2 separate regions of the Mus musculus genome follow, and region 1 is linked to region 2. The links are chromatin loops, found by intact Hi-C in ENCODE. Cell type or tissue: left cerebral cortex. All regions are shown on one strand. Each heading gives the region's core, and the rest is flanking DNA. Links, peaks and the distances in the headings are about the cores only.

Evidence for each region. Hi-C counts contacts between places; a loop is a spot of excess contacts. Peaks named below come from ENCODE experiments on the same cell type or tissue, not always from the same donor. Only the 100,000 strongest peaks of a DNase experiment are listed, where the experiment ranks them.
Region 1: it touches region 2 in a loop (4-fold over the local background); 10 of 42 quality-filtered maps call a loop at or near these places.

What each region holds. Positions count from the first base shown.
Region 1 is chr11:67,641,764-67,656,863 of GRCm38, reverse strand. Gas7 (growth arrest specific 7) reads right to left here. Exons shown (of 14, transcript NM_001109657.3): 4 at 13,498-13,583; 5 at 3,952-4,005. Among named protein-coding and RNA genes, the nearest start is that of Rcvrn, 46 kb to the left of the region's middle. In left cerebral cortex, for the core only: CTCF peaks have their summits at 6,350 (motif pointing right) and 8,887 (motif pointing right); DNase peaks (open chromatin) are centred at 6,444, 6,799, 7,978, 8,905 and 1 more place; H3K27ac peaks cover 3,956 bases.
Region 2 is chr11:67,451,820-67,466,919 of GRCm38, reverse strand. It overlaps a transcript of Gas7 not described here. Among named protein-coding and RNA genes, the nearest start is that of Gm40029, 110 kb to the right of the region's middle. In left cerebral cortex, for the core only: CTCF peaks have their summits at 8,580 (motif pointing right) and 11,970; DNase peaks (open chromatin) are centred at 10,610, 11,104, 11,660, 11,920 and 1 more place; H3K4me3 peaks cover 3,275 bases; H3K27ac peaks cover 2,172 bases.

The sequences.
Region 1 (15,100 bases), core at 4,837-12,836, 190 kb before region 2:
CGCAGACCTGCACAGGGCAGGGAACTGAGGCACAGAGGCTGACAGGCCAGTCACAAGTGGTCCAAGTCCTCATGCTGACTCTGCCCCTCTGACCTTCAGGCCTCATAGCCAGGCTCCTGTGTCGCCAAACCACAAGGCTCCATTAGCAGGACTGCGGTGCTCAGGCAGGAAGAGGAAGTGGGACATGTCCTTCCCCGATACTTCCATGGGTAGATTCCTTCCCTCTCCTGGTGATTTCCAGGCAACTTATAGGAATGCACAGCTGCACCCCTGGGGAAAGGTGTGTCTTCTCTGAAAGCCTTGGGAACAATGAGGGCCTCCGACCCTCCTGGCCGTACACAGTAGACAGCCCAGGGATCTGTTTTATGCTCAGCATGAGCTAATCATGCCCCAGGTGCTTACCATGGGTGAACTCACGGACTCCTCATAACAGCCATGGAAGGCACTGAGCACAGAGAGGTTAAGTGACCTAACACAGAATGCTCAGCTCGTATGTAATAGTGGAGCTATGGCTTGAATCTAGACTAGGACTCTGGGTCTAGACTAGGATCCTAAACCCTGTCCCACATGACTTGTCCTATACCCTGGGGCAAAGTGTAGGTAGGCCCTACTCATGGCCAAGGCAGGGCTAAGCAGGAAGCAGAACGGGGGGGGGGGGGGTGCCTGTCTCTCTGTGTATGTGTGTGTATGTGTCTGTGTATGTATATGTGTGTGTGTATATATGTGTGTGTGTGTCTGTGTATGTGTGTATATGTGTGTGTGTATGTGTGTGTGTGCATGTGTGTGTGTGTAGGTGGGTGGTATGGCCCCTCCCACCAACTCCTCTGGGGATCCTTTGCCTCACCCACAGACATGTGGGAAAACACCTTACCCCTATAGCTGGGATGCTTCCTCTGCAGTGGATGCTCAGTTGAGACATTCTGCAGGATCATGAGGACTGCTCCCAGACACTCTTCGAGGCACAAAGGGAGCAACGGCAGCTGATGAGGCACCTAGCTAGGCCACCCACGTGTGACCCACCCACAGGGCCCGACGTGGGAAGCTGGGGCAGCGATGCCTGTGTCCCAGGGGAGGGCTTTAGTCAGTGTCTTTACAGCCTGCAGAGTTACATGGTTTGGGAACTCCGGCTGCAGCTAAGTACTCCGTGTGCCTTTCTCTGGCTTGGTAAGTGAGAAGATAGGAGAGGCCCCCACATGGCTCTCCTCCAGCCACTTGCTCCCTCCCAGGATGCCATGCCTCCAGACCGGTTACACTGCGCATCCAAATGAAGGGCCACAAGGTCCTCTAATTCCTCTGTCCTGTGCCTGGTGCTCTCCCTGTCACTGTTGCTCGAATCCCCTACAACCTGATGTGTCAAGTTTGTGCCGAGGGCAGTGAGCAGCCATTAGTGTCTGTCACTCTCAATCAGACGGCTCCCCGCCCCCACCTGCCAGCCCAGAACTGCTGATGGCAGGGACGAGGCCCAGGCATGGCTGCCAGCCCTTCTGCTGCTGCCAGCTTCTCTTCTAAACTAGCTTTGGGCCACTAAGCTTCAGATCCAGCCCAGTCCTTGCTCTCTGATCGAGGATATGCACCCAGGGCTGGCAGGGCCTGGCAACGCTGCCTTCCAGATTAGATGGGAGGGAAATTGCTCACCACACACTCCCATATTCCCTGAAGTAGGGAAGCTGGTGTCTCAGCCTCCTAGAAATGGGGCCATCCCATCCTCTGAAGAAGTGCTGCGTTCTATAGGGTTTGAACATGGAGCTATGGGCTCCGTATGGAGACATAGTCCTGGGTGAGGGAAAGGATGGTTCAGGTCACCAGCCTGAAGGGACATGGGGTAAGAGTATCCAAGGGGTGTATGTGTAAGCGCCCAGGTTGGCATCAGGGAGGCTTGGATTCCAGTCCTGAATATTCTTTGTCACTTGCTGTGACTTATAGCCAGTCTCTCCTTGGCTCAGTTTCCTCCAGAAGTAGTGAAAGGAAGGCACTTTTCTGTCCTTGTCCCAGAGAAAGCAACTGCTAATATGTCTCAGAGTCCTCACTTTAAACAGTGTCCCAGAAGCCATGATAGCAGCTCTGTGCTGCAGACCATCCTAGAGATGCGCTGATACAGGCCAGAGGGAAGGACCAGGCAGGAGGGTACAAGGTGAGCCAGCCAATGAGAATCTCACGGCCATACTCAGAAACTCTGAGTGAAAGGACCCAGTAGGGGCCTGACTCTGGTTGGGCTCCATCACTGTGTGTCTCTGAGACAACCAGCCAGCCCACTCCTTACTCCTGATTTTGTTTTTAGATCATGAAAATGTCTCTCTCTTATTTGCTCTTCTTCCTTTCTCCCCATTTCTAACCGCCCTGAGACGCTGTCACCTTGCTTCAGCCTTTGGTAACAGTGTGAGACATGGGGTCCAGGCCTCCAGAAGCCCAAACCTGGGGCCTGCCTAAGGCCTGCCAGATTCCTTGAGATTCTCTAGGAAGAGAGGTTGTGGTTGCAGCAGGCTAAGTTCCCTAACCCAGTTTCCAGGAGACACAAGGAGGTCAAAACAGGCTGATGACCCGCGGGCCCTAAGTCAGCTCAGGAAGGGTACTGCCAGTGGGCAAGAGCTGAGGTTTCAATCTTGATGCTTCCTAGTTAGGTGAGCCTCAACATAGTGCCCGCCGGCCACTCTATTCCACTTTCCTCATGTGTGGACCGTGTGATGACCACACTGTTGCATACTGAGCACAAAGTGTGTGCTGGACTCTATTCTAGGTACTTTACAATTGTGGACCGATTCGTTCCCGACTCCACTTGCCCATACCTGAGGCCCTCACCATCCCTGCTCTGCAGACAGAGACAGACACCAGAAACCACTGGGGAACTTGCTCAAACTTTGCCTTAACTTTGTAAATGGCATAAGTGAGATTCTGGCTTTAGAGTCCAGGTGTATAATCACTGCAGGGTTGATTCCATTAACTACAGCTCCCGCAGGAGGAGGCAAACAGAAACCCTGGGAGTAGTCCTGGTGTGTACGCAGTGGACACCAAGGTGTCAGCGGGCATTGCAGTTGCTCTTACTGCTTGTTTGGCTTTCTCGTCCCTGCGAAGCAGGATGGTCCACCAGGGCAAGCACAGCAACACATCCAGTTGGTTTTTATCTTTGCAGAGGTAGTCAGAGCAGCTCAGAATAGGGCGACAAGGAGCCCAAGACAGCATGTCCCCGTGTGCGTCTCCCCCACGCTTGTGCCAAGATAGCAAAACTGAATAGACCTCACTTCTCAAATCTCTACTGTTGGCTAAGAATCTGAACAGCTCCCTTCTTAGAGTACAGGGATGCTGTTGCCTGAGAATCTAAGCTGCTGCCTGAGAATCTAAGCTGTTGCCTGAGAATCTAAGTAACTCTTTCCTTAGAGTAGAGAGACGTCCTGGCCTTAGCGCATCAGAGGGTGTGAAGGGAGGAGTTGGGGACCCTACTCCAGCCCTACAGGGGTATCTGGCCAGAGCTGGGGGGCAAATCCCTGAGAGTTTAGGCAGGAGCTTCTCTCATCAGGGACTCCCAGAAATGCTATTTGCAGGGAGCTCTCTCTTGCTTTTAACTTTGACATCTTCCAGAAGTTTCCCTGCAACAAAAGCAGCCCCGTGGTGGCTGTAATTTCCATGTCACATCTCTGCACACAGCACACTCCACCCCCTTCAACTCGCTCCCCCACAAGCACCTTCTCCTGCCCACCACACAGAAACAGCTTCTCCCTGGTTACAGCCTTCTGCCCTCCTCCACCCCTTCACCAGAAGAGTGCAAGTGAAATGGGAAACTGACAGAGGGAGGGAATGGGGGCAACTTCAGCTAAAATCCAAGATTTGGCTGCAACTTCTCTGTTTCCCAGTGAGCATCGATTCTGGTTGGCGATCCACGTTGCCATGGCAACAACCCCAGCTGTGGCCCAAAGCCCCAGCCCTGGAGCCCTCCCCGCCCACAGTGAGCCCACTTACGGTGATGGTGTTTTCCTTGCTCTGTTTCCTGCCTGGCGATGAGGATCCCAGGTTCTGGGGAGAGAGGTGAGACCCATCATCAAAGCTGTTCTCCATGTTGGACATTTTTTTCCCCATCCCCGTTGTTCCCCAGGTGGGTGGAGGGATTGGTTAAGAACCCTGAGGTGGGGAAGTTCAGGGGTGTCAGCCTGTCGTTAACTCCTGAGTCACCATATTCTGGGTTGGGGCAGGCAACAGCATCTTAGAGCCCAAGCTGCTCCAGAGTGCTCAGGCTCCAAGCAAAGTGGAGGAAGGCTGAACCCAGACTCCAGAGAGCCACAGCAAACCAGGTCTCCCTTCCTCTCCTTTCCAACTGGGATTTGGAGAGTTAACCCCTCCACTGCCCTCTGCTGGTAACCAGACCACGTTGCGGAAGCATGGGAGTGGAATGACAGGGGAGCAGAGAGTTAAGGCAGATTGTAGGCCACCTTCCCCGCCCTCCCCCAGGCACAGAGGACTCAGCACGTGACATCTCATTCTGAACGTGCCCCCATCCCCCCGAGTCCATAATGTCAGACGGTGAACGAACATGGGCTCTGCCCAGCCACCTTGGCAGTGTACCTGGAAGCCACAGTGACTTCCCATATGCACAGCATCCTTCTGGGTGCCTTTTATATACTGTCCCCATCGTCAGCAAGGAAACCAGAGTCCTAACTACCCGTGCACTCCTAGGTGACCGTCAGAGTCCCACAATTGTGTTGGTGGAGATGGCCAAGAACAGCCAGCTTAAAAAAAAAGGCACATTTAACACATGAGACTATTCAGTTCTGAGACTTTAGAAGTTGTGCTCAGGATTCAACTCCACAGCTCCCCAGACAGAACCCTGAGATGTCACTTGTCCTGGGTCTCACGAGGCCCTTGAACACAGCTCCCTTGAGGTACTGTGGATAACTACTCTGTGTGTTCTGGGGTTGGCATGGGTCCAAAGGTATGAAGGGCTTTACCATGGCGCCTCAGGGAAGCCAGATGATTCCACCCGTCCTCAAGCCACATGGTCTGGGACGCAGGCAAGGTGAACCCCTGGGGTGGGCTGTTCTGACCTCAGCAAGCCAGGCCAAAAAGAGCGCATCCTAGACATGTACAGACTTCCTGCCCTGATCTGACCAATAAAGAGCCTGTTCGTAGAAAACTCCCATCCTTAGCTCTCTTGCTGAAAAGTAGTCTCGAGGAGCATCCATTTCAGGGATGACTAACTTTGAGATGAAGGCCGTGGAACTGACTTCTTGGAACCTCAGGTTTTCCATCTGTAAAATGGACCGTTCTTACACTGCTCCAGTCAGTCCCAGGCCTGAGCGGCTGGCTGGAGACTTCACTGGAGGCACACTGACCTGACCAGCTTTCAGTCACTTTATCCAGTCACCTGTGCTTGTAGTAACTCCTCTGCCACCCTGACATGCTGTGGACCGACCTCAAGCTTGTGACCAACAATATCTTCTATATGTATTTCTAATCCACCGCTGTATCCAGCTGGCCTGGCCTGTACCCTTCCAAGCTACCATTGCCCTTCAGGGACATTCACTAGAAGTGCCCAGTACAGACGACAAGCAGAGGATGCACAACAAGAGCCCTGGGTGGCAGCTATCAAGAAGGAGCGGGAACAAGAGTCTCTCTGTGGTTCTTCCACACAGAGACACTGACCAAGCCCATACCTGCCAAGAAAGGGGCAGACCTGCCTCAGGGTTAGATTCTCTTCTTTGCAAGTCTCCCCGTCAGGGACCAATATTACACTGTTACTCTCCTTGTGTGCCTGATGTAGCCCAGGATTGGTGGTGGGCAGGAAGGGGACCAGTGGCGTTGGCCGGAGTCTATCTATGGCTGCTGTTGCTACCGTGGGTATAAAGGACCAGAAGGCAAGAAACCCTAGAGGAGTCACCCTCTGCTGGGGGGGGGGGGGTTGTTTGTTACTCTTCACCGATAGGAATGCAGAGTCCTAGAAACAGCTAATTCCAAAGACAGAGCGTCAGAGTCCTTTCTGTACCAGCAGGTGCAAGAGAACTCAAATACTGATGGAAATATGACAAAAGGTCAAAGGAACTGGTCTAAGATGACCCCCATAGTCCTCATGGGGGACCGCCTGAGCTCAATAGTAATAATGACCACAAGGGAGTCACTCCACAGCGGTCAGAGGGAACACACCATTCCGGGAGGATACCCATGACAATCTACATAGAGTTTACCACTCGGAAATCCCAGTGTCAAAGGGACTTCGGTTGTGATCCTCACTGATACTCAAGGCACAGAGTGGTTATGGTCAGGAGGCAGGACAGTCACAGTGTCACACTGGTGTCCCCTGGGCTACCCATCCATCAGAAAGGGAAACAAATGAAAAAAATCTGTAGTTATTACAGTGACCCAGGGCCTCCCCAACAGGGGGCAGACCTGCGACTGTGTGCCTCCCTGGAGATGCAACAGCCAGCAAGCAGCCAGCTCACCCCATACAGAACGCCTGTCAAACGACAAGCCTAGGTCCAAGCATGAGAAAGCAAACAGACTAAGAATGTAGGTTGGCCTACAAGACAAGGAACGACCTGGAGTCTTCAAAACAAGCTAGAAGTCAGTGTGAGGGCAGGCAAAAGAAAAGCCATGGGGCATCAGCCTAGACAAAGAGACTGGAGCAGACAAGGTGACAAAAGCGCCCGGCTCCTGGTATACAAGTCAGCAGTGGGAATCAAAGTTGAGCACACTCAACAGAGACATCAAAAACATCGGAGAGAAAGCAGTCAGCCAGTAAGAACTGCATAGAGCCGACCTGCTTGTAGATAAAGCACCATTTAAAAAAAAAGTCTGGAGTCAGAAAGTAGGCTAGTAGCAGCCCATGGCTTTGGGGGAGGCCTAGAGGGATGTGAATTCTCTACAATCCATTGTGATGCAAGATGCACACAAGGAGCACTCTAAAAACAACCAAGAATGCTTGGTGAGCACCACCCCCACTTCCCTCTTCCCTCCCTCCCCCTCCCTCTCTTTGCTTCCTGGGGATTGGATGTTGATCACTCCCCTTATAACCTACTGAGCTGTAGTCCCAGACTGTATTTTAAATGATGGAAGTGTATAATAATTAGTTGCATCTCAACACATGAGATGATGAGGTAGATAGACAGTCAGACAGACAAAGGAAGGAGAGAGAGAGAGAGAGAGAGAGAGAGAGAGAGAGAGAGAGAGAGAGAGGTGGACGGACAGACAATGATAGACAGGGCTAAAGAGGCAAAGTAATCAACGTTTTCATATCAAAAACTTGAATGGCTCTTGACCTGGGGAGAAAAGCTGGTATAAAAGGCATTTGGGGGACCATTAAAGAATTAGAATCTAGAATGCACATGATAGATAATATTATTGGACTTGTGTTTTTTTGGGGTACTGTAATGGTACTCTGATACCTTTTCCACTTGGTTTACAATTAGAAATACTTATATTTAGGGCATTAGTAACCTATGGTCTTAGGAGCTGAGGCAGTGCTCAGTACCAAAGTTACAGTTATGAAGTAGCAACAAAAATAAATGTGTGTTTGGGGGTTCCCAAGACCATTGGAAATATGTACTTTCCGAGGGTCACAACCCACAGGTTGGGAACCACTGATTTAGATCCATAAGTCAGGAGTTTTGCTGTAGGTACAGGTGGGGATGTCGAGGCAGGATGAGACCATTCATGAACCAACACTGGCCTAATGCCAGCGCTCACTGAAATGAGATGCTAGGTCCGTGGGTCCCTGTCACAGAAAGCCCTTGACTTTTGTAAGTTGACACAGTCCTACAACAGACACGTTTACATTTTGCCCTTTGCATATAATTCTGGAGAATTTTTTTTTCCTTCTGGATCCAGAGCTCACTACATAGCCCAGGCTATCCTTGGAGCAGAGACTCCATGCTCCTCCTGATCTGTGTACTGCTTGCCTAGTTCTCCTCCCGTTTGGCTGAACTGCTACTCCCACATCCTGGCTGTATCCCAGCATCTCTGCTGCCACAAAGAACACACACTACTGGCTAAGCTGTGAGCAACTCCATGACACGCAGGCGAGCAGCCCCTCCCCAGGGATCTCTTGAATCCTAGAGGAATAGGAAAAACCCTCTTCAGTTCCCAGCGCTGTTGGCACAAAACCGGGCTCCTTGTGATGGGCCATGCAGACCCCTCCTGCCGCATCTTTTGCCCTCCCACACCTGCCAATTCAGTAAGTCACAGCATGACACACACTTGATGTCTGTGGGTTCTTGGAAAGCTTCACCCTCCTTCTTGCCTCTAGGCATCTACATGCTGTGCCCTGGAAGACTGTTCACTAGCCCCCCCCCCCCATCTTTTTGTTAACCAACCCTCTGTGTAGCCTCTTCCACTCCTCCAGCCTAGCATCTTTTTTTTTTTTTTTTGGTTTTTCGAGACAGGGTTTCTCTGGATAGCCCTGGCTTTCCTGGAACTCACTCTGTGGACCAGGCTGGCCTTGAACTCAGAAATCCTCTGCCTCCCGAGAGTTCTTACCACTGATACAATTAAACAACTGTTTACCCATTGTCCTCCCCAGCTAGGGCTGAGCCTTTCCATACCTCAGAGCCTAGCAAAGACCTAAATACACGATGATTGGGTGTGCGTTACTAAAGCCAGGGGCCTGGGGAGGAACTGCAGAGACACAGCCTCTCAGCTCTTTCTCCACTTAAACTACCTTCTTCAACACACTCTGTAGGAGCCCCAGTGTCCCATCTTTCCTTTTGTGTCTTTTGGGGTAGTCAGGAAGCCAGACTGATGGAAGGATGGATTACAAAAAAGCCCAAGTAATGGTGGGCAGGAAGAGAAGGTGCAATCTAAGATCTGTTTCTTCTAAGGCTATTGGCCTTTGACTCCCGGGCTATCTCCCAACCAGGAAGGTGCCCTTTATCCAGGACACAGGCAGCAGCCGCCTTGATGTCTGCAGTACTGAAGTTTTCCACTGGGAGGCACCAGACCACCACCACCAGTGCCCATCCACCCAGCTCTCAAAAGACTGGGCAATGGAAAAAGCAGGACGCTCAGTCTGATAGGGACATTAGGTGTGCCTGCCCCTTCCTGCTACCTGTATGCCTTCCCATTTGCCCTCTCAAAGAGAGCGAAATCAATAAGGCTCTTCGCAAATCTGGGCTTGGCCATTGTGGCCTCAAATCCCACCTCTTCGATGGTTACGTGGCCCTTCATTCACTCATATTTAATCATTGTTCACAGGCACACACATGCTAGTGACCAAACCCTGAGCCTTGAACACACTAGGTAATTACTCCGCCGCTGAGCCACGTCTCAGTCTTAAGATATTATCAAGAACAATCGTGAGTTATGATTGGCAGCCCGGGATGGAGAGTAAATCTCCCTGTGTATTGAAGAATGCTGTGTGTGCTCAGGCATTGCCTGGGCCCTGCTGCCTTTTAAGGGAGACTCTCTCAACCTATTCATGGTTAGCTGGTAGAGCACTTTTGATAATTAGCCTCAGCAGTTCACACACTGGGCTTAAAAACCAGCGGCTTCCTCTTCAAATGTTGTCTGTTCATAGCCTGAAAGAATCCTAACGGATCTACTTTACAGTTCCGGATGCAGCGGGCAGATGCAGATTTACCTTTGCCACGTACCACACTGTTGACTTTTGTTTCTCTGAGGAGGTCTTACTTCAGGGTTATCATCCAAAACGAATGTTATGCTAACCTGCCTGTGTGTTGTAGCCACTGTCTACCAACCTGGGGCTCAGAGCTGGCCTTCCCTGGAAACCCAGTACCACACATCCCTTATCAACTATGTGTGTTCATGTGCGTGTATTGGTTTGTGTGCATGCATGTGTACATGTATGTATGTGTATGTGTGTATGATGTATGTATGTATGTGGTGTGTAGCATCTGTGTGTGGTATGTGCATGTATAGTGTTTTATGTATGTGGTGTATATGTGGTGTGTATATGTGTGTGGTGTGTGTGTAGTGTTTTTATGTGGTGTGTGTGGTGTATGTATGTGGTGTATATATGTGGTATGTGTGGTGTATGTACGTGGTATGTATGGTGTGTGGTATATGTATATAGTGTATATGTGTGGTATGTGTGATGTGTGTGTGTGTGGTATGTGATATGTGGTGTGTATGTGTGGTGTGTATGTGTGTGTGTATGTGGTGTGTAATATGTGTGTAGTGTGTGTGGTGTTGTGTGTGTGTGTATGTGTAGTGTGTGTGGTGTTGTGTGTGTGGGGTGTGTGTGTGTGGTATGATATGTGTGGTGTGTGTGTGTAGTATGTGTGGAGTTGTGTGTGTGTGTATGTGTGTGTGTGTGTGATATATCTATGCACACGCATATATGTGAGCACACACAAGGTGTGGCAGAGGTCAGTCCCAATCACTCTCTTCTTCATTCCCGAGACAGCGTCTGCCATTGCCCTAGAGTTCACCACGGGCACTACGCTGGCTGACCAGTGTAGCCCGCTGATCCTCCTGTCTCCACTTCCCCAGCTCTGGGACTACAGATCACCACCATGGCCTGACTTCTATGTGGGGGCTGGAAATTGGACCCGGGGCCTCAGGCTTGTGCAATCAGCACTTCATAGCCTAAGCTATCTCTCCAGCAGCCGCATCCTATTTTCTTAAATAAAAAAGTATATCTGTCTTTTATAGAAAGTGAAATGTGTTGATTTTTAGAAAACTTGAAGAAAGTAAAATTACTTTCAGTCTCTGATCATGCTTTTACAACCTTAACGAGATTCATATTTTCAAACTAGGTAATTCCTTGTTGTAGGAGCCATTCTGCATTGCACAACAGTGGGTGACATCCCTTGCATCTTCCACATGCACCAACATCCCCTCTTTGGTGGTAACACTCAAAATCAGAGATGCCACCAAATGTCTCCAATGCAGAAACTCAGTCTGAGGTGCAGCTAGGTCACCACAGATGATCTGGTCATCTTTCTTCTCATAAACACAGCTTTCTTTCTTCTAAATAAAACTGAATACCCTATATTTGCACACACGCACACACACACATGCATACACACACATATACACGCAAGCACAAACACATGCAAACACATGCACACACACATTGCACACACATGCATACACACACATAAATGGATGCTCATACCTGTGGATGCTCTCTCTCTCTCTCTCTCTCTCTCTCTCTCTCTCTCTCTCACACACACACACACACACACACACACATGCATGAGTACAGGTGTTCATGGAAGTGAGCAGAGGGTGTCATCCCTTGGAGCTAGAGTTCTGGCTGTTGTGAGCTGCCTGATGTGGGTGCTTGGAATTGAACTTGTGAGACCCCAGCTTAAAGTGTTTCTCCCAGGAAGGTAAAGCCCCTGGACGTTCCCCAAGCTTGTCTTCCCTGATCTCTAAAAATACAGCCAGAAAGAAACTCTTTGTTCTCTATAGCCAGCAAAAAGCCTTTTTGTTTCTATACTTTACAACCAGGGATGCCTGCCTTCCTGTGCCGAGGACACAGAGATAAAAATTCAGAAAGAACTCACTCCCCACTCCTGCCTTGTAAATTTCACCAAGGACACCTGGAAGAGAAGAACTTTCCTCCCGACTCCTCCCACCTCTTCCCAACTCCTTCCAACTCTCCTCCCAACTCCTCCCAATTCCTCAGCTAGCTGTTAAAAGCCCCCAACTGTCACCACTTGGGGTCGAACTCCCCTGCCCTGCATGGCTAGCTGATAATAAAACCTCTTGCAGTTTGCATCAGGTGTGGTTTTCTCTCGGGTCACTGGGGTGCTGGCCAGCTCATCCCGGGACTTGAGCGGAGGCCCAGCTTCGGGGGTCTTACAAACTCACATCCTCGGGAAGAACAGTATACTCTTAACCCTTGGGCCCTATCTTCAGCTCTCCCATGTGATTTAAGTTAGAAGCATTTTCTTAGTCATTACATTTTCTTCGGGAGGATGCTTTTTTAATGGCTGTGTATGTAATATCACCAACTGGCTAGATGCCCAGCACTGGAAGGCATTTTACCCACCCTTTGTTGTTGGATGGTTAGATCAGTCCATTGTTCTGGAGGTACAAATCATGCTTGTATGAATGACCTTACATGTAAGTCAGAATCCCTGAGTATATTCCAAGAACAGATACAATAGGAGACATTCCTCTGTCCAAGGCATACAGCACTCTGATAAATCAGCTTCCGGATTCTAAGCTGCCCCGGCAGCAAGCATGCTTTAAATGGCTGAGTGGGAGCTTCACAGTACTCCTGACCACCAGGGCAGTCACATTCCAGTGGGAAGGAAAGAATGGGGAGCTGTTTCCAGTGTCCTTCCTCATGGTGCTGGGGAGGCAGCATGGCTTTGCTGTTGTTCAATGGCAGCTCTGCGTAGCGTTAACTAAGCCTTGATCCCCACTCTCCAGACATGGTCTCCAGTAGCAGCACCACTGGCATCTGGGTGCTGGCTGGGAATGCACCCCGCTCATGAGAGGTAGGAGACTTCAAAGACCTGTCTCTCGCAGAGCCTCAAGGTCTCCACCACAGTTTACTGAGCCTGAGTCCAACCAATGCTTGGTCCTCTGAGAGGACAACTTACTAAGTTTCCAAACTCAACAGCCTTGGCTGCATTGGAGTGGGTGTCATACCTTAGCTGATGGCACTCACAGAGCTCAGGGTCTTTCCCTCAGCAATATTAACACCATGGTCATCAGTCATCACCATCACCATCAGCTATCCCTGTAGGCTGGCAATGTTGATACCAAAGAAAGTATGACAGGGCATAAAATGGAGGCTTCCTTAAGAAGCTCTTCTTAATACTCTGTGAGGAGAACACCTCAATACATACATGGTCTCGATCTCTCTCTCTCTCTCTCTCTCTCTCTCTCTCTCTCTCTCTCTCACACACACACACACACACACACACACACACACACACACACTTAGATGTAGCATCTTGCAGATAAGGAAAACGATGGACATTTCAGTGGGTCCACCACGACCCTTGACTCAATCTGATGAGCTTGCTCTGTGGTCCCATGCTCTGGACACCCATCTCATGATGTCACACGAAACAGCAGTTTGTCAATTTTAAAATAAATTCCCAGCTGGGAGTGGTGGTGCATGCCTGTGATCCCAGCCCTTGGGAGCTGGAGGCAGGAGGATCAAAAACTAGGGGCAACCTAGGTTACATAAGACCCTGTCACAAAAATGATTTTATGCTAGGTTAGAATGAGATGGTCACATTCCTAAATTCCATTCCAGGTGACTGAGGATGGGCACAGCAGAGGACTTCAAGGACAACAGTTGGCTGGCTCACACGCCTAACCTGCCAGAAAACCTGGACACTATTGGATATGTGGGTAGCAGAGTGGATCTCTCTGCCCTGACAACTATAATCAGTATCTCCCGATCCAAATTACCTCCAATTTTTAGAAAACCAACGAACTGCAATCCTGCAAGCCATCTATCATTAGGAACTGTTAGGACAGCCCAGAGATTCTTTCCACTAATAGCAGAAAAGGGCCATTGTCCCTGACCCCCAAGTCCATCTTCCCTGAGCTAGGTACTCAGCTGCCCTACCTCCCTTGGCAGCCCCTTACCTGGGAATCACCGGTGGATTTTCGGAGACTCATGTGGGCAGTCTCTGGAGGGTGCGCCGGGGTCCCTGATGCGTGGTATCCATTCACTGTGGGGACAGAGACACAGCTCAGATGCTGCGGGGGCCACAGACAGGCACCCTCGGCTTCTGGCCACAGCAGCCCTCTTTCTCCCTCCTCATCCCAGGGTTGCAAGAGGTCTCATGTGGCAGGGCCATCTATTGGTATCCGGTCTGCAGCTAAGAGCTAGGAATGAATGGAGAATGTCTCTAGTTTCTGGCAGCCAGTGTACTGAGCTCCCTGGGGACTGGCTTCCTTCTCAGGAGCATGATCAGCAGAAGCGGAGGTCATCAGAGCCCAGCTGCCATCACAGGTGCTGACAAGGGGCCTGTCTCTTTCTCCTGAGTCAGGTGGCTCCTCCACCATCTCCTGAGTCCTCATCCCCTCTCTGGAGGAGTTCTCCACCCCCAGTCTCTGAATGCTCGCCTGTAAGTAAGGGTGAAGATCCGTTTCCAAAAATCTCAGAGATTAAAAAATACTTCGGATTTTGGATTTTTTAGAATTTGAGAATGTTTGCATATTCTCATATCAGCTGTGTGGCCCCCATCTGAAGAGCCAGATGCCAAGACACCCTTCAACTTGACTGGGTTTGGAGTTACTAGGACACACCTCCGGGTGTGACTGTGAGGGTTAGCTGAAGGAAGTGAAGTGTAAGCATGCAGACTCACTAACTGTCATAGACTTTCAGGGTCAGGGCCTTGAAAAGCCTGGTGAGCGCCGGCTTCCATCTCTCTCTGCTTAGCAACTGCAGATGCAGTGTGATCAGCTGCCTTCCTCTCCCTCACCATGCCTTCTCTGTCATGATGGCTGCATCCTTCCAAATAATGAACCAGAGACCCTTCCCTTCTCATTTGTGTGTGTGTGTGTGTATGTGTGTGCGCGCGCGCGCGCGCGCTCGCGCATGTAGAGGAGTGGTGTGTGTGTGTATAGAGGAGTGGTGTGTGTGTATGGGGAGTGGTGTGTGTGTGTGTGTGTGTGTGTGTGTGTGTGTGTGTGTGTGTGTGTGAAAGAGAGAGATCTGTGTATAGAGGAGTGGTGTGTGTGTTATGTAAAGGAGTGGTGTGTATGTGAATTCATGTTGTGTGTAGGGGAGTGTGTATGTGTGTGGTATATAGAGGAGTGGTGTGTACGTGTGGTGTGTATTTATGTAGTATGATATGTATGTGGTATGATGTATGGGTATGGTATGGTGTCAAGGTAGTGTGTGTGTGTTGTGTGTGAGATATGTGTTGTATGTGTTTGTATGTATGATGACTGTGTGTGTGTGTGTGTGTGTGTGTGGTATGTGTGGTATGATATATGGGTGTGGGGCGGTGGTGGTATCTGTGTGTGTATGTGTCTGTGTGTTTGTGTTGTTTCCTTAGATCAACCTCTGTTGTTGCTTCTTTTTATTTTGGGAGAGGGTCTCTCATCTGAGGCTCACCAGTTAGCCAGGCTGATGACCACTGATACCCGGAGGTACACTTGCCTCTGTGCCTCCCCAGTGGTGGGGTTACAGACACCCATGGCCATATTGCCTTTTTTATGTGGCTTCTTTTTTATGGGA
Region 2 (15,100 bases), core at 4,372-12,371:
CACTGTCAGGTTTTTGCACCCTGCCTTTCCCCTGTGGTCAGGGACTCACAGTGGGCAAACAGGAATACCAGCCACCACCATATCTCTTTCCTCAGATTAAATATACTTACAGAGGTCTAATTCCAAAACTCATGCCTTCCATGACCTCCCTTTCCCCCACATAATCCACTTAAAAATAAATAAACCCAGCATCTGATCTAATTCCAGGATTTAACATGTCTTCTAGATAAAGCAAAATATACCCCTCCATGCACCCATACGACTTGACGCTCAAACCAGGGCCTGGAGGCCAGCAACAGCAGCAGCTTCTCTGTGTAGTGGACATGAAATAGAGTTGACTGCCGGGGTACAGGAGACATGGCTTGGCCTTGGTGTGTGAGGCAGGGCAGTCTCCTGGGACTGAGCCTTTCACCTGCAAGCTCCCATTCATCCCACAAAGCTAGAGATGTCAGGCTCAATGGAATCAGAACAGACCCAGTTGGTATCCTTGGAGAACAGCTTAAGGGAGGGAAGGAAACCTTTGGGGGAAGTCACAGAAATGTTCCATGTTGCCAGTGTCCAGAGAAGGGACTAGGTTTGATGCAGAAGCAGGAATGAGATTTGATTTAACAGTGGTACTCGGCCCCTCTATTTATCATGTTATAACACAGGAATCCTAGACTGGGTCCTAGATTCGATTTTGTGTTGAGCATGTCCTTGGTTATCAACTATTCAATGGGACTGTATTTTTCCCCTTGGAGCACAACAAACACTGGGAGTTATCTATCAATAAAACACTTGCTAAATGAGAACAGTAGACTCGAACTAAATTTAAAGTTCCGCTTTCCTACTTCGGCTCCTAAATTATCCGACAAATCAGAAGCAGATGCCTCCATGACGGGCCTTCCAGGAGCCACCGCTAAAATAAGGATGCTCTCCCTGATGATTAAATTAGGACGAGGAATTGTTTCGGTACAGTTTTTAAAATAGCACCTCTGAAGAATTCTTACAACTTAATTAGTTTTCTTGTTGATTAACCCTGGCTTTCTCTAGTTCTCTGCATCTGACAGGCAATGAGGAAGGAGGGAGAATTTCATAATGGATGCTAACATCTGTCTGGAAGGGCTTTGGGCAGAACCTGTGTGAACCCGCAGACTCTCCAAAAAAGTCACCTGTCATAGCGGTCCAGGACAGGAGAGTCTTGAAAGGCTCCCCAAGAGAAGTGTTTTATTTTTATATTTTGCATAAGTGTGAGTAATACACTTACACAGATATATGTACATGTGTGGATATGTGTGCATACATATGTGCAGGTGCATGCAGATATGTGTGAGTGTGTGGAAAGGTCAGAGGTTGACATCATGGGTCTTCTTTAATTGATGTCCACTTTATTTACCGTGATATGGTCTCTCAATGAACCTGAGGCTGCCACTAGAGTACTCTATCTAGGTAATTTCTCCAGGGACCCAAACCTACCTCCCAAATGCAGGGATTTACAAACAGGCACTGGGGATCTGAACTCTGCTCTTTACATTTGCAAGACAAGCGATTTACCCACTGAGCCACCTCTTCACACTACCCAACTCCTCACACACACAGGGGAGTTTATAACTGCTAACCTCAGTGTGCTGTCTAGGTTGTAGATGCATAGTACGTAGAACATAAAAGAGAGACACAAAAAAGCAGAGACTAGAATCGGGAAGTGATCACGTCTGTGCCTAGTGGACCAAGTGTTTACTTAGCGTGCACAGGGAGTACTTGACACCAAGACAGCTTATGAAAAGGAACCAACAGGGAAGAAGCAACTCTGTCTCCACTCCATGGAGGTCTGATGATCAGAGTCATTTTTTTAAAGGCAGTGGACAGAGGTGGGATTAACATATGAAGACTTTGGAGTCGTCCTCAATGGAAGTCCACATAGTTGAACACTTAGCACCCTCTCAGGGAAGAGGGAAGGGGAGGTTGTTAGAGTTGGAAGCGAATTTTGACATAGAGTGGTTTTCAGAAGACACGAATCGGTCTGGAGAATGGGTAGTAGTTTGGGACAAACTTCACCTGGCTGAGCAGGGTATGAACCATGGTCTCTTCCTGAGAGTTATTCCGGAGGATCTGTCCTTTGGGTAGATGAGGGAGGAGCATCTCGCAAAGAAAGCCTAAGCCCAGGAAATAAGACGATGGGGATGAAGGAATGGAGGTAGGAGAAAGGTCAGACAGACTTCCTCCGTTAGCCTTCTGTTCAAAAGATTTAGAATGCTAACGCCATTCTCCATTCTCGGGTGAGGCTCCCTGCTCCTGGGGACCTGGAGAGGCTTGTAGCCCCAAACTACCTTGCAACAGACATTCAGCAGAAGAGGCAAACTGTGCTGTTTTAGCCACTGAAACTCCAGAAGTATTTGTTACAGTTTGTCCTCACCTCTCCCGACACCACACAAGCTCATAATGTGACCATTTCCAGAACATCTCTTCATTACAAACCACTCAAAACATCCTTACCAGAAGGTGCTGCTCTTATTTGCCCCTGAGAAACATGACTGGTCTCCATTGCCTTCACTTCAGCAGCCCTTACCTCTGCTTCCCTTTCTTTTCCTTTTCCCAGGTTCCCTCGTATATTTGTGATTTAATCTTTCTGTACCATATGCTTTTTGGTAGGATGCCTTAAACGCTTTCTGAAACAAGGTGACAGACAGGCAGTCACACACAGCGACACCCTAGACTTGGCTGCAGATGAAATCCGGGTTTCTCAGAAGATAAAAAATAAAAGCCAAATTTACCTCTCAAAATGCAAAGATTTGCTGTAACTGGTACTGTCTAAAATAATGTGGCCTGAGCCAATACATAGCCCTTCGACCTGTTCTAGCCACAAACGCTACTTAGTGTGCAGTCCTCGCCATCCCTGCATTTTTGACTGTAATTCATGTCTGGATGCTCCCATCTCCTTTTTCTTCTGAAATGTCACTAAGCAACATTTTGAATTTTGAAATTCCATTTTCATTTAGTTATTGAACCCTTTGGCAAGCCTGATCTGGGACTAAGCCTAGGTAAACCTCATTTTAAACCGTTCCTCTCGAGGAGTTAGACGGTAGTTAAGTTTGTCCTTACTAAGAAGTGCTTTGTTGGCATGGCGATGTTCATACCTTGTCAGAGAGGCATTTAGACTAGAAGTACAACCAGGGGTCAGATCCATGCACACTCTTAATGCTTTTTGTTGACGGAGAGCCGTAGTGTTACATTCCTGTAATCTAGCACTTGAAGGATGAGGCAGGAGGATTGCTTATGGCAAGCCTGGGCTATATAATCAGTTCTAGGCTCACTCGGGCTATCTACTGAGACCCTGTCTAAAAAGAACAACAATGAGAAAAAGAACTTTTGTTACATTGTTTTCTTTAAAAATGCCGTTTGTAGCCAGGCCTGGTGGTACACACCTGTAATCCCAAGCAATAGGGGGGCAAAGATAGGAAAATGGTCCCAAGTTCAAGGCCAATCAAGGCTACATAAATGAAGTTTATCTCAGAAACGTCATAAGTAAATCTCTGTAGTTACCTTGGCAGGCCCTGAGTTACAGTAAGATAGGGTGTGTTGGTGGTGCTTTCTTTTCTTATTAGAAAGGGCAACTCTGTCCCTTCCTGTGGGAATCTGTTTTCTGTTGATTTTGGGATTGTTTGCTTTTAATGTGTGTGTGTGTGTGTGTGTGTGTGTGTGTGTGTGTGTGTGTGTGTGTGTGTCTGTTCATGTGCACATATCTATGAAGAACAGGTCATCAGATCTCCTGGAGATAAAGATACAGGCAGCTATGTGTAGCTTACTATGGATGCTGTGAACAGAACTCCCATCCTCTGTAAGAGCCGAAAGGACTCTTCACAGATCAGCTACCTCACCAGTCAGATTTGTATATATATAATTTTTTTTTAAATAAGAGAGTATAAAATGAACTTTTTGCATTATGGACATAAACTCATGTTGGGAACCTGTGGCAGAGCAAGCCGCTAACTCAAGGCTGAACATGGTGGCTTATGCTTGCAGATCCAGTGCTCCAGAAGTTGGGGTAGAAGAACTGTCACAAGTTCAAGGCCAGCCTTGACTGCCTAATGGGCTACACTTGGGAGGTATGGGCAAGAAGAACTGGAGTTCTAGGTCATCCTTAGCTGATTTGCAGTCAGAGTGGACTACATGAGACTTTGTCTTAACAAACAAACAGACGTTTTCCCAGAGCACTACCCCAAGCTCAGACTTCTGGACTACCTATGGTAGCTTTTGTGTTGTCACAGCAGCCCTGTGGGGTGGTGACAGAGCACATATGGCCTCACCTCTCGCTGCCTCCTGCACCAGCTTCAATTTCACTTTGCCTCTTGGCTCACAAAGCCTAGAAAACATTTCCTGGCCTTGGCTAGAAAGACTTTGCCAAGGCAAGTGCAGAAAGAGAAGGCTCCAAGGAGCCTAATGAGGGAGGAAGGGCAGACTTCCTAGATAAAGGACAGGACAGGAAGAGGAAGAGGAAGAGGTTCAAGCATCAGGGACAGGGTGAACAGAGGGAGGTGACCTTCCCTCTGTCAGGAAAGTGAGCAAAAGATGGTGGCGAGAGCAGAGATTATGGACTTAAGTTTTGATGTGTGAAATCTGAGTGCCTGGGAATTCAACCAGGACTTGAATTTGTAGCCTGAGAAAGGAAGTAGATTCAGTGAAGCGGGAAGTGAGAGGAATAAAAACAGAGCTTTATCAGAGGGCACATGGAGGAGATACCAAACGGGACGGAAGGACGAGAGCAGATCTTTGTAATACCCCACATGGGGCGAGGCAGGCAGCTCAGACACTGTCCCTGGGTTTGGTCCCAGGGCCCCCTCCCCCCACCAAACTCACTCCACATAGACTTCACAGCTATGCATTTACTATGTCACCTCATGCTCTGCTCTCCCAAAAGAGAAACCAGGCACACCTGCTGGCAGCCATGTCTACTTCTTCCTATAGGTATAAAAACACCACCCTGGAATCCTTGCCTCTGCCGGAAGAGAGGAAATGACTAATTTGACAATTAAGAACAGGGGGGTCGGTCTGGGCATTCTATCAAAGAGACTTGCCTTGTATTACCTTGCTGCTGTGGGTAATAAGGGAGCACGCTCTAGGAATGTCTTTCCCTGTGGGTAGTCTGTTAACAGCCACGACCCCACACATGTACACAGGGCTTCTTGGTTTACCACGCACGTCCCTTCACCAGTGGAGCCAGCACAGCATTCCCAGTGAGGGTCTGCCCAGCCGACAGACACAAGTTGGTCTTAGGCTAAAATTATAGGTAGGTGGTGGCGCATTCACATTTCTAGGTGGAAGTAGATCTCAGAGATTTGCCCAGTGGATATCAGATGTCGGGGATTCCTGCGGGCTTGTTGCTAAGGGAACTTTTGTGAAGATTCCTGGAGTCCATAAAGCCCAGAAGCTCTGCCCAATGCTTTAAAGTGTTGTAAGTGGCCGCATGGCCCAGCCAGCAAGCAGTGTTTTTGAAGGGTGTTTCCTGCTGGGCAGAGAGAGACAGTGCTATGGCCAAAGGTAGATGTTCAAACAGCAGCAGCCGCTGATGTGGGCCCCTAATTGAATGGCAAGAAGACTCTGAAAATGGCACAATTTTGGTCCCAATTACATACCAGGGAAACCACCAACCCTGACTGTGAACAGAGTCAATGACTGCCTGGAAAAAAAAATATTGGCGTGAAGGTCAAAGTCACACCCATTTTAGGTAATTTTCAAGTTACAGGAAAAACGACTCTAGATTAAAATCAATTTATGTACCATAGCAAACATCTCCTGAATGTCGGGCAGCTCAGAGACACTGTGTCCATTAATTATCAAAGCTCTGGCATGACAAGGCTGGCCTGGTGTGCTGACAGCTTATGGACAGGCCCAGGCTTTGGGTCCAGGCAAACAGGATTTCAGATTCTAGCTGCATTATTTACTCTATAAAGAAATCCCTGGAGACTAGAACAAAACAAAACAAAAAGTCCCCAAACTCACACACACATACTCTCTCTCTCTCCCTCTCTCATTGGTTCAGAAGCTGAGCTTAAGCCTTGCTGCCTCCTTCTGCTGTCTGTCACATGATGTCTTCACCATCCTTGGGAGTCAGGAAATATGCAAGGTGGTCCTCCATGGAGCCTGCTCCCGCCTCCAAGACTGAGCCTACCTCCCTTCCATGCCACTGCCGGATTGTTCCTGTGACTCGCTTTGGCAGTAGCATGTGGCAGCGTGATGTGCTCATCCTGGGCTAAAGCCTTACGAAGGCACAACAAACCATCCCTTTGTGGTTTGGGAAGCTGGCCACTGGACTACGTACGAACTTAAATCCCAGCACTTGGGAGGTAGAGGCAGGCAGATCTCTGAGTTTGAGGCCAGCCTGGAGTACAGATCAAGTTCCAGGAAATCTAGGGCTACACAGAGAACCCTTGTTTCAAAAGACAAACAACTAAAAAAAAAATTACAGCAACAGCAAACCACCCTCTAACTACCTGCCAGAGAAAGCCCACATGAAAACGCCTTGCAGGAGAGACATGATGTGGAAAGGCCACAGGGAACAGCCAGATGAGGGAAGCTGGGCCTTTCTGAGTCCAGCCCAGTGGAGTCTCCAGGACTTGACCCTCCTCTGCCATTTGACTGCAAGTTGCTTGTAGCATAGAATTTGTCAAGGTGAACCAACAGAAGCCCCGCCCAGCTGAGCTCCAGCCACTCAATCATATAGGACGGATTCTGGGGTGCTCTGTTACCTAGCAATAGAAAAATCCATCTCTTCATTATCCTCAGCACAGTCCATCAATCCCTACTATAAGCTAATCCTTATAACCTCCTGTCATGTGATCACATGATCCTCGGGTGAGCAAAGAGGGAGAAGAGAGGAGATGGAGTTCAAGGATCGACCCTCTGCACCCGCCTTGTCCCACGGACAAGCACTAATGAAGTCTGTGTGTGAGGCTGACTCCATTTTGAATGGCTATAAGGGAATACCACAAGTTGGGTGTTCTATCAAATGAATATATTTCTCATGGCTCTGGAGGCTGCCAGCATCTTTGAGTTCTTATGGCACCACTCCATTATAAAAGGCAGAGAGAGGAAGGGCAAGCTCTCAAACTATAGACATTCAGGCCTCTTTATAACTGGCATTAATCTATTCATGGGGGTGGAACCCTCAGAACCTAACACCGTCTGATACTGCTGTGTTTGAGTGTTAGGTTTTCAACACAGACATCTGAGGACACGATTTGAGCAGTGTCTCTCAGGACTACAACCTGCCTGTGTGGACCTCAGCACCACCTAAAGGAGAGCTCTGTCGTGTCTGTATTCCAATCCTATCACCCTTGTAAAATTATCTCCCCGAATTCCGGGTGTTTCTACTGAAATCTTACACCACCCTTTAGGTCCCTGACTTCTACCTAAAGAAAGAGCAGACCACAAAGAATCCCTGAGTCTATTAGGCCTGACCAGCCTTTGTGCCTACTCTGGAACCACACCTGACGCTACAAGTCTTCCTTGGGATAGAGAGCCCACCTCCCACCTCTATCTCTCTTCCCCTGGAGCTGTGCCTACACCCTTGAGGGCTGGTGGAAATCATCCATTGTGTAGGTCCACAAATCTATAAGGTGATCCAGAGCCTAGCCTGGAGCTTGTCTGACATGTACTCTCTAGTCTCCAGCTTGGCCCCATCTCCCCCATCCATCCATTCTTCTTCTATTATGTCTCTCAGACAATGTCAGTGGAGTTCCCTGCTGCTCCCCTTCTATGTGGCTGAAGGTGACATCAGGAAAGGCTTCTCTAGATGCTCTCATCCCAGGGTCTTTGCACACCAAAGCCAGCTTTGGGTATTGGCTGGTAGGTCTGGTTATGGTTGCAATCTGAAAGGTTCCCATATGCTAAAGATTCAGTAACCAGCCTGTGGAATTCCTAGAAAGTGATGGAGCCCTTGGAGAGTAGGTCTTGGTAGGGGGTGGTAGAATTAAAACACCATCCCCTTCCTTTCCTGGACATTATGAGACGTTCTCTGTTACCACATACTCATAATTTATTGGACTAAAAGCTGACCAGAAACTGAAAATTTTAAGCCCAGGTTCAAAATACATCTTTCCCACTTGCAAATGCTATCATTCAGTGCCTTGACACAGCAATGGGAAGTCAACTATCTTAGACCTCATATCTTTGGGGAAACTAAGTGCCCTCTAAAGGGTTGGCCACACCTTGAGTAACCAGGACTCCTGGGGCCAGGGTTCCTGGGTCCTCTATCTCTCTGTCCTGGCTTAGGTCCTCTAGAGTTCATCTTTCGTCATCCAGATACCCACTCTATCATTTTTCCAGTTCCCGTGAGTCTTGACCAAAGAGATTGCCCCCAATGACCAGGTCCTCCTGATCCTTGCTCTCATTTGAAGCTGGCTATCTCCAAGGCAGATCTAGTAGTCCTTTCTGAGTTCAGCTCCCAGTTCCCCTCCATAGTGTTTCCTGCCAAGTTTGGCCTCTAACTTCCCATCCTTTGTCAGAACCAGGAAGAGAGAGAGAGAGAGAGTCCACTTTGCGAATTCTTGTCAGTATCTCACATCCTCCTTTAAGACACTTCCTTTTATTCCTCTTTCCACCAGAGGGCGAAAGGAACACTGTGAGGAATACCAAGTTCTTCAGCTGCTTGTCTGTCACCCCATCCCTTTCCAGGGAGGCTGATGAGGTCCATTCTGTTCAGACTTCTACCCCTACAGCAGAACCAGCTTCTGAGTCCACAGGCCCTCCTCTGCCTCCCAGCAGCTGCCAGACTCTGTAGTCTCAGAAGTCATACACTTCATACGCTACCCACTGCTATTCAACTTTCCTCCCTGTCTATGAAACTCAGCCCACCCCAAGAGACTCCACAGCATGTCCTCTGTCCCTTCCCAGCCCTCTGCCTAGTGGTCCAGCTTATTCTCATGGGAGATTGCAAGCCACCAAGAACTGGATCCACGAACCTCTATGTTGGTGCTGAGAGAATCCTAGTCAGTACTTGGGCAGCAGGGACAGGTCCACCCTTGCCCTCACCTTTAGGGAAATCAGCTGGTTATGAGTGGATTCAGACTTCAGAGATGGCAGCAGGAGTGGTCCGGGCTGTCCCAGGATACAGCTATCGACTCTTAGGCCCCAGAATTTCAGGTCATATGAAGGATACTGTTACCAATATACCAACTGGAGGGCAATGCCCGCCATCTCCACATACATCATTCTTGACCCTTCCTTTAGCTTAGTCCAGGTGATTGGGGTTCAAAATGCACAAGGAATTTATTCAGCCACCTGAGCTGTTAGGCTAACAGGCAAACGTGACTCCTTAGGTGACAGACATGCTTTTCGAATGCTGTCGTGTCTTCTCTTGTCTGTAAAACCGAGGACAGTGCCAGATACTGTGGCACAAGCCTGGAATCCCAGCACTTGGAAGCAGAGGCAAGAAGACTGCAAATTTGAAGCTAGCCTTAGCTACAAGACTGCGGCTCAAGTCGAATAAAGCTTCCTATATGGAGGACAGCTCTTAGACATTCACAGAGCTGTTAGGAAATTGATGACAGTCCACATGGCTTGTGTAGGTACAACTGGAGGGTCCTCCTGGTAGCACTGAGGTGCTATTAATAGACTGGAGGTGTCTGAAAAGTCCTTAGGTACCAGGGACTTCTTAGCTCCATAAGTGCTAACGGATGCCACAAGCACACCCAGGCCAACACAGAGGATAGTTCTGCTGTCTTCTGGGTCTGTTCATGCTCCATTGAAAAGCAGGGGCACTCTGTTCTTAGGAATCCCCACCCAAAACAGCTGGCTGAATCCAGTCAGGGACACTCCTCCCTAGACAGACAATCACCAGGCAAATTTCCACATCAGTATTTCCTGGGGAAATGTGGCTACCAAAAGAACTCACACATGCATTTCAGAGAGCTTTTTGCCAGGAGACTCAAGATTTCCCTGTCAAAGGATACTTCCATTAATTTTGTTTTTAATGTAGCTCTCAGAGATGGAACTTGGAAAAGCAGAGAACCAAGCCCGAGCCTCTCCTGCTGACACAGGTTCTCAGAGCACACCATGAGCTTCCAGAGACACCTCTGCTAAGACCCCAGGAAGCTCATCCCAGCCTTTCCCCTAGAAATACTACCAAGTCCATTTTGAGGAGTGCCTTGGTCCATTTAGAGCAAGTTTGTTTCTTGGACCAGAGAGAAGCATCATGTGTTTCCGAAGGCTGCACAGACATTTGATGCTGCTGCCACTGGACACTTGTCAGGCCTGCCCACTGTACAACCATCTCTCCACCTCACCGTGGGCCAGAGTTGCATGTAACATTTTCATTCAAAATTTGCTACTCTCTTCTTAAATAGATCCCAGTAAAAAATAAATTTGGTCCCTTATTTAGGCTGGGTTTTACCAAAACCTAAGAATACACACATTACTGATGGTGAGGACTAGTTTAGCATTTATGACAATCCTGGGGTCAGCAGCCTGTCAGTAAAGACTGAAAAATACTACCCCACCCCACCATACACCACACACACACATACACACAGGACTTTAGAAACTTGGGCTTTCACTCAGACTGTGACCATGAGCTCAGTGATTAGAGGCCAAAGAGGCCTCGCAATTGTCACCCAGACAATAAACAGCCAGCTGACTTGGCTCAGCAGTCCTATGAAGCCTTGGGACCAAGCCAGATCCCCAAGAACAAGGCACTTTAGGGTACTGATCCTAGAGGATGGGAGGCTACCTAGGGTCCAGCTGTATCCACGGGTCTAGCCTGCTGCTCTGCTCCAGCTCATTGCTAACTGGTGCTTCTCAGCAGTCCGGCAAGTGGGCGCCTGGAGGCAGCCAGGCGACCTGTCCCTGGTCAGCATGACTGACCGCTAGTCTACCAGAGAGGCGGAATTGTGGGGCCACCTTTCCAAACCCCCATCACCCTCTCGCCTTGCCAAGACCACCTGGCTCGGCAGTCCCTTGGTGGCCCCTGTCTTCCGCGGCAGAGCGCCCGCTTGCTCCAGAACTCGCACAGGCAACAAGTTCTCGCTTCCCCACAGAGGCCACGACGTGCTCAGGAGGCCGGGTAGGAGGAGAACGCTGTCCACGCCCCAGCCCCTCCCCCGCACCCTTCGTCCCCCAAAGCCGGGTTGTCTGGAGGGTAGCTGGTCCCCGACCCCGGCCCTGGCCTCTCACCTCTAGTAGTTGCACGTAGCTGGCGGGGAACCAGCCACGGAGCCCGTCGTCCTTTTCGCCTTCCCACCAGCCGCCGTCCGGGACCTGGAGCAGCGTGAGCAGCTCGCCCGCAGAGAAGCGCAGCCCCTGGCTGTGCCGCTCCCCGGAGAAGGGGTACAGGGTCCGGCAGCGGGCGCCGGCCATGGCCCTGGCGCCCGGTCTCACAGCACAGCCCGCATCCCTGCCGAGCCCCGCGGGCTGGCCAGCGGCTGCGCGGGGTCCCAGGCGCCCGGTGCTCCGGGCTCCCGCGCTTTGGGCGCGCGCCGTGGCGGGGTTGCGCAGGGGTCTCCGGGCCGCCGAGCCACGCGCGCTGCTTGCAGGGAAGCGGACGCTCGCCAGCAGAGCTGGCTTCGTGGGCTCCACCGGCTCCGGAGAGCGAGCGGCGACGCCCCCGGGCCGGGCGGCTGTGCGGTCCCCCGCGCTGGGCGGGGGGCGGGGCTCAGGAGGAGGAGACCCGGGGGCGGCGGGCTCACGAGACAACTTCCCCGGGGTGTCGCGGCTGGGGACGCCGGAGTGAGCAGAGAGGTGCAACTGCCCCGGGAGGTGGTGCGCGTAGCATCCCCCTCTGTGGGGCTCGTCCGGTGCAAGCGGAGCCCGGGAAGACACGGAGAGAGCGCGGTTGGCGGCCCGTGGCCGGGCGGGGACTCTCTCGAGGCGACCAGGGCGGGCCAGGGGCCGGGCCAGACCGGCCACGCCCGCGGAGGGCCGGGCGCTCCCCGGCAGAGGGACTCCCGGGCGACCCCGCCACCCAGAGCTGCTGGAATGGGAACGCCCCTCGGTTCCTTCAGTTTAGCTCTGGTGGTGGGTGACAGGCGGCGCTGCCTCCCAGGTGTCTGCAAGGGATTGTGTTTGTGACCATCATTGTAGTGCATGAAGCCTGGCTGAACTTGACTCACAGGAAACTGAACAATGGATAAAGACAGGTTTGAAGCCTGGCGCCGAAGCCGGGAAGCCCAGTGACAGTGTGTCATATCAGAGGAGGACATGGTGGGGAGATGAGGATGTAAGTCATCTGGGTTGATGGGTTTTGGAATCAGGCCGATGGGGCTAAATAGTGGAAAGGTTAAATAAAGGCGAGAGAAAGAGCCCGTTTGGCTTCTCAGGAAATGGTTGGGGAACTGGGGATGTCATGGTCTAGCCCTCCTGAATTCAAAATGGGTCTGCTGAGGTGTATCCACCAATTTAGTCAGCCACCAGACATTAGCAGACATTAGCAGGGGCTTGCAAGTTCCCTGCCCTTGAGACATTCGTGGACTTCAGGTGCTGAAGAAGCATATGTCAAGAGTACATAAGGGAAAGGGCCCCTTTCTTTGCTAGCTTAAAAATTAAAGTACATTTCCTAACCTCTAAAAAGCTGGACCCTTCACTATCACTGCTATAATCAGTTGAGCATCACTAATCGAAGACCTACAGTCCAAAATCAAACCATCGTCCGTGCTAACAGGATGTTCCTCTGGAGAAGTCCACCGTCAAACAAAACTGCATCGGAGGGATGACAGCGCACACTTGTAGTCCCAGCCCTGAAAGATAAGGGTTAAATGATGAGGAGAATCCCAGACTAGAGTGGCCTGAGAGAAAGAGGGAGGGAGGAGAGGAGGGGGAGGAGGAAGGAGAAGAGAAATATCATGGAAGGTATTGTATAAAGTTACATTTGAGCTGTGAGTATTAATATCAGATTCATTAGATTTGGGTCACAGTCCCAAGACACTGTATTATGTATATGCAAACATTACAAAATCCTCAACATTTTCGGTCCCATTTCTGTTTCTTTACTTCCCATTTCCCCATTCTTAAACAAGGGAATGTTACTATGTAGCTCTGGCTTACCTGAAACTATGTAAACCAGGCTTACCTCTTAACTCACAGAGATCTGCCTACTTCTGTTTCCTGCCAAGTTTTTCCGATAAGGGGTACACAGCTTATAGTACTGACCAACTCCTTATGCCCCTTGCTCAGTAAGCTTGTATGGCTTCCTATGGCTATTCAGCTGGGCACAAACCTCTCAGCGTTTTAGGCTGAGACAAAGTCAGTTCAGTATTAGGTACAAAAAGCCTTAAATTCTTGCATATTTGTCTGAGCTTTGAATCAAGTTCCTTTAGCACTGTGGTCTTGGCAGGACATTAGAACAATCCCTGTAGCTTTTCAAAGCCATTCAGCTGGGCCCACCTCAGCTTTGAGAGCATTGCCTGGGCCCCAGTCTACACAGAAGCCATCTCACCTAAGGAGAATCCTGGGCAACCTGACAAGTGCACTTACAGCTAGTGCTTGTCCAGGAATTGTGGACAAGCTTCCTTCAGCCCAGCTGCTGTTAAGAGATAATAGAAAACAGCTGTTAAACTGGAGGATGACGTCTTCTAATCCCAGCATTCAGGAGGCTGAGGCAGGAAAACCACCAGAAAGTTCAAGGTCTGCCTGAGTGATATAGTGAGGTCCAGGCCAGTGTGTGTTGTAGGGTTTGGGTCTGTCTCAAAAAGAAAAAAAAAAACAGGAGACAAAATTACAACAACAAAAGCTTCCTAAAAATACCAATGGACCAACCACATCTTAAGAGAATTCAAACACGTACTTCTCAGGTACACGGCTTCCTGCAAATTGTCCAGACTTGGTGATGTGGCCTGGTTCAATAAAAAACTACTGATTTAGGGCTATTCTGCAAGGAAGAATTCTTTATAACAGAAGATTCTACCTCCAGAGCACCCAGAATTCTTGGCACCAAATAAGCTGTCTCAGGTATAGGTGATGTGGCAATGTGCACATCAAGAGGGAAGCAAATGAATTCAGAGGATGTGACTTGCTTGTGGTCATATGGCCAGTGAACCACAAAACAAGACGTTAACTTGGGTTTGGCACACTGTACCTGGAGTGCTGTTTGTTCTAGCCCATTCTGCTTGTCAGGCAATACATCCACTGTGGAGGGATGGGGGTATGGCTCAGTGGTACAGTTACCTAGCACAGGCAAGGCACAGGGTTCCATCCCCAGGATCATGAGAAAGCAAGGTAGACCCTAGGGTTCACACCTGGAGCCACTTTCTAGAGAGAGATGCAGCAAAGCTCACCTACAGTCACAGCACTTGGGAGTCTGGGGCCAGGCTGGGCTACACAGATAAAGAGGACAGGAAGAGAGGGGAGGGGGTAGGGGGATGGAAGAGGAGAGGAAGGGAGGGGAGGCATAAAGAGAAAGAAAAGAGACAGGAAGGAAGGGCTCTATGAGGCAATGTGAGTTATCTACCAGTCAGTATAGAGATAAGACTAGAAGAGCAGAGTGGCACTACTGTCCAAGAGAGAAGTGCAGGGCAGGCATGGTGACACAGGCTGAGGTAGGACATCTGTGTAGTTTGAACTCAGTCTGGCCTACCAAACCAAGATGCTATCTCCAAGAGAAACAAAACACAGGGAGCTGAGGATGCAGCTCCATCACTGAGTAGTCAGCCAAGCTGATAGAGTGCTTGCCTTGGATTCAGGAGGTCTGAGATTCCATCCCAGCATCTCATGAACCTAGTGTGTGGCAGTGCGCACTTATAATCCCAGCACTCAGGAGATGGAAGCAGAAAGACTACAAGTGGAGGATCAACCAGAAGTAGAAGGTGAGGCTACTTCAGAAAGCCAAGGCTTCAACACTCAGCATGTGCAAGGGCTTAATCCCCAATGCAAAGGAAAAGGGGAAGGAGGAAGAGAGGGAAGAGACATATACACCCATGCAAGACCTGTACGCCAGCACAGCAGGCTAACAACTAAACATGGAAGTGACCCAAACGCCTGCTGCTTCATGCCAGGCAGAATTCAGGGCTTCTATCTGCCCAACATGCCATAGAATGGGTACTGAGCTTCAAAAAGAATGAAGTGCCAACTAGCACCCCAGCACGGACAAACTTCAAAGCTATAACGCAAAAGCTTCCAGATGTGAAAGGCCATGAAT